Regions from separate parts of the Homo sapiens genome. Here region 1 is linked to region 2. A link is a loop called in an ENCODE intact Hi-C map of the cell type or tissue named here. Cell type or tissue: IMR-90. All regions are shown on one strand.

Region 1 (2,500 bases), 820 kb after region 2:
TTTGGCGAATAACTTCCCACTCTTACCCTTGGCATGGTAGTCTCTAAGCATCATAGTCTGTATGATCTTAAGCCACATACCTACCCACTTCGACCTTCCTACCTTGACTCCTAGGCCAATCAAATCTCCTCCTCCATCTTTCTAGATCTATTTCTGATGGATTTTTCTATCCCACTCTCCCCATCCTCATCACTTCTACATTCAGCCTCAGTCTCTCTCTCTACCTGCTGCTTATCTTGACACATGGCTTTTGATCTCTGCTTTTTCCTCTTCACCTACACTGGCCCATCCTCATCCCACCCCATTATCTGAGCCTCTTCAGTCTAAGGAAAGGCACAAGGCATACATTTAGCATCCTTGTCTGCTGAACTGTATTATCATCACTGTGAAAAACACCGACTGCACTGCCAAGTCCCCCTGTGCTCATCTCCTTGACTTTGTTGAGCTAACAGGGCTTGGCTTCACATCAAGCTCAGTTCTTGTTTTGGTCTTCTCTGGCACTCCCCCTCTCTCTCTGTGACCTTAAGTCAAATAGATGTTTTACCACTTGCTTGGAGGCAGATAAAAAATGTCCTACTTCATGGGAGAGTTGTGAGGACTAATTAAAAGCTCCTGAGGTATTTTGAGAACTTGCTTCGTTCTTAGGAAACTTAAGTTCTTGACAGCCTGGCTGCACAGGTTCCTTATAAACATGTCTGGGTTTTAGGTGCAACTTCCTCAAGCTAGGAATGGACTAAAATGAAACTGCAGTGTGACCAGCCATCAATTCAAATGCAACCCTAATGCAAGTATCCATTTGTATAGCACCCCTTTTTGTGTTCAAAGTGATTCAGATATAAATATTTTCTTTATTCTGATTTCCTCATTTAGAGGCTTTCATGTGGGAGACCCAATGGTTACTACATGCAAGAGTATGTAGTAATACTTTTTTATGGTAAAGAAAGTAATCTTGGAGAAAGGTTTCAGGCCAAAGTGTCTCTTCTGTTACTTGGCTGAATGAAATCCCTTGCTAATTTATATCTACAAATATGCCTTTGAAGTGACAACAATCTAGCTCAAAATATATAGTATAATCAAAATGTGGGTGAGGGATACTAAAAAAAGCAGATGATGCCACCCAGAAAGTCCATCTGTGTGACTTTCAATGTAACTATCTTAAGCAGGAAGATAGTTCTGCCACCACTGTGGCAGGAAGCCTCAGACAGTGTTTTAGAATCAGAATCAGAAAGGAGTCCAGGGGATTTACAGGGCTGTGGACAATAGCATCCTTAGCCCTAATCTTCCTGAGAGTAGTGGAGTGGTGGGCAAGCCCCATTTTCTGCTCTGTCCCAATTTACTCTACCATGCTACTTCACAGAATCAACCTAAATAAATAAAAATGGCAGAAATCAACACTCCCTTTCTATAACCTTAAGCCAGATGGATAATTTTACAGGAAAAGATATGAAGGAGGAAATTCAAAAATATAAACAACAGATAAATCAAGCTCGATCCAGCTGCAGTCATTTCCCCCAGGCGGAACAGGCTCCTCCATTGGTTGTAGCCTGACAGGATTCCTCAGAAAAGGAACAGCACGTGTTTGTATGGACCCCAGAAAAGAACCATGCCCCGACGCTATCAGCGTCTTTTAAAAGAATTTGTTTTATTATTTGGTGTTCTTTTTCTTTCTCTCCTCTCTGTGTTTCGTTTCCTGATCATACAAGTGAAACTCAAGGCAGTTACAATACACTTTCATGCCACACAGATGTATCAGGGGTACTACTGAGTTGGTGCAAAAGTTACTGTGGTTTTGGCCATTACTTTTAATGGCCAAAAGTATTTTACTCAGGCCTGACAATAACTCACTAGTCCCTCAAATTCCTTCTCCCAGACAAGCAGGGTCCTACACCCCTGGGCTCTAGCTGAAGCTGTTTCCTCAATTCCAGGTCAAGTGGAGGCATGTATTACTTGCACTCAGACTGAGGTGTGTGCAGCCAGCAGGGCAGGATGATCTGAGAAGCAGCTTCATGGAAAGAAGCCAATGGGATGTGAGCAGATCATCCACGGGAGGCATCAACCTGAGGGGCAGAGCATGAAGTTCACCGAATACAATTGAAAATCAGTCACCAGGGGAAATTTAAAACACAGCAGAGAGGAAAAAATCTGATTTCAGTCCCAACTCTCTTACTGCTATCTGTGTCATCGTGGCTATGTCACTTAGCATATCTAAGCCTCAATTTCCTCATCATGGACATAATGACAGCTTCTATCTCAAGTATTATGAGGAACAAATGTGAGGGTGCATGCAAAGCACTTATTAGAATACTTGACATAAAGTAGAGGTTCCTTATATTTCATCTACTAGAATTACTACTATTATTGTTATTGTTACTCACCCTTAACGAAGAGGGAGTGGCTGTATCCATATTTAGAGGGCATTCGTGTATTTAGCGTGGCAAAGAGGGATTAAACTAATCTTAAGTGGGTAAACGAAAGATGCCTAGCACATGTTGACCCCGAC
Region 2 (2,500 bases):
CCAAAATTCCCTAAATATGGTGGGGAATTTTTAAGGCTGAAAACAAACTTCAGGCTTTAAAACCTCCAATAATTTCCAGTAGGAGTAATGCATATAAAACAGTAACATAATAAAACTGCTGATAACTCAAAACGAAAAGAAATGCTGAAGTAGTCAGAGGTGTGTGTGGGGAGAAGGTAGGGGTAGGGTGATGGAATATTAGACACAGGAAAACAATGATTCAAAGATGATTGACTTCTCACCAAAAACACTGAAGGCCAGAAGACAATGGAACAAGTCTTTAAAGTGTTGAAAATAAAATTATCTCAACTCAGAATTTTATCTCCAAAAATAATAACTTCAAAAAGAAAGACAAAACAAAGACTTTTCAAATAAAAGCTGATAATTTGCCATGAGCAGAACTTGCACTGTAAGAAATGCTGAAGAATTTTCTTTAGGTTGAAGAAAAATAATGACTAAACAACTCAGATCTTCAGGAAAGATTGAAGAGCAGAAGAAAAGATAAATACGTAAATGCATTTAAAATGATATCCTTTTTTTCTCCCTTAATTTCTTTAAAAGACAACTGCATTTTTTGGTTTTAAATTGTGTATTGACAAATTATAGTTGTATCTATTTATGGGGTTCAAAGTGATGTTATGATTTTTTAATACAGTGTGGAATGTTTAAGCTAATTAATGTATTAATCATCTCAAATATTTTACATTTTTGGTGATGAGAACATTAGAACTTTACTCTCTTAGCAATATTGAAATGTACAGCACTCAGTTATTAGCATATTCAGCATGCTATGTAACTGATATAAAAAAATCAGATAAGGTTGTATCATGAGTTTTATAGTGTATATGGATTTGACATCTATAACAATAATAGCACAGAAAATGGGAATAGATAGGATCATGGAGTTAAGCTCTAGCATTTAAGTCAGCTGGACAAAATATTAGCTCTAAGTGCTGTGATAACTTAAAGATGCATATGGTAATTATATGTAAATTACTAAAAGCAATCCACATAGGTGTAGCTAAAAGCCAAAAATAAATAAATAAATAGGTCGGGCTCAGTGGCTCACGTCTGTAATCCCAGTACCTTGGGAGGCTGAGACTGGAGGATTACTTGAGCCTAGGGGTTCAAGGCCAGCCTGGGCAATATAGCAAAACACCATCTCTACAAGAGATTTTAAAAGTAGCACATGCCTGTAGTCTCAGCTACTCAGGAGGTTGAGGTGGGAGAATTGCTTGAGCCTAGGAGATCCATGCTGCAGTGAACCATAATTGTGCCTCTGTACTCCAGCCTGGGCAACAGAGTGAGACCCTGTCTCAATAAATAAATAAATAAAGACTTAAAATGGATTGCTAATAATAAATAATTAACTAATTTAAAGGGGTGAAGAAAAGAAACCTGTGCATTTTGATGTATGTAAAGTTTTACTGTAATAAAACAAGGAAAAAAATACTCAAATGAACAAAAACAGACCTAGTGGATCCCAGAATATTGGGAATGGGATTTAGAAATTTATAACAATCCCCCCCACAACAATTGTGATGATCATCCATGTTTGAAACTATTAATGTAGATAGATCTTACCAACTTTCCTGTGGTTATGAAAAACACAAAGCCACTTTCAAGGCTCTTCTCTCCTTCATACAGACACATCACTCAATTGTGAGAGCAGCAGGAACCTCAGACTTGTCAGCTGGGGGAAGCTGGATATGGCCTAATGGTCTGTAAGAACTATGTCATCAAAATGACAGCAGTTATGAAAGCCTTGGATAGTTTAAAGCTTGCTATTTTCTTTTTTATTCTTACATACTTCTTGCTAACTTTTATCTTCCTTCAATTTGTTTTTTATAGGCATCTGATGGAGAGAGAATTATCATAATCTGACACTTCCATTTTTATAGGAAAAGAGACTTGCATGGGGAGTATCAATGTCCTCTGTCAACTCAGACATTTATGGCCTAAGCACATTTGGCACTGAAGTTTTAAGGAGACAAGTCTGTGGTATATACAGTATTTCTATAAATCCAGTGCTTTGAGGAGGATGGAGAATCTGTCAGAAATGTAGAGAGACCAGTGAGATCTGTAGTACATCATCAGGCAAGTCATGAGAGATTTGATATAAAACTGTTTCTTGTTCCTCTGGAAGTCACCTTCCATTGTGTTGTGTTGAGGCAAATAAGAAGGAAACTCTTCAGGAAAAAAGCTGATTTAAAATCAGGACAATAATTTATAGTGCCTAGTGTGGAGATTACATGTGCAAATCTCAGTGTAGATAAAAGTGTATAATTTGTAGATTATAAATACTCATTTAATGTAATATTAAGAAAATTTTATAATCATTTTAGAAACATGAATTTTTTCCCAGTAACCTTCCAGGATGGTGGATAAGGTTCCATATTCTTCAGGAATATAACCTGATCAAAATCCTCTAATTTCATAATGAGTATCCTGATTGAAGGTTATTTCTACTAAATTTCTCCACATCTGACTCTCTGAGTTG

Evidence for each region. A loop is a pair of places that touch in the nucleus more often than their neighbours do. Peaks named below come from ENCODE experiments on the same cell type or tissue, not always from the same donor. Only the 100,000 strongest peaks of a DNase experiment are listed, where the experiment ranks them.
Region 1: it touches region 2 in a loop (2.6-fold over the local background); 3 of 110 quality-filtered maps call a loop at or near these places.

Annotation. Positions count from the first base shown.
Region 1 is chr7:123,973,970-123,976,469 of GRCh38, reverse strand. No RefSeq gene overlaps it. Among named protein-coding and RNA genes, the nearest start is that of SPAM1, 50 kb to the right of the region's middle. In IMR-90, no CTCF peak of the experiment used is centred here; no DNase peak of the experiment used is centred here.
Region 2 is chr7:124,793,610-124,796,109 of GRCh38, reverse strand. No RefSeq gene overlaps it. Among named protein-coding and RNA genes, the nearest start is that of LINC03043, 4.0 kb to the right of the region's middle. In IMR-90, no CTCF peak of the experiment used is centred here; no DNase peak of the experiment used is centred here.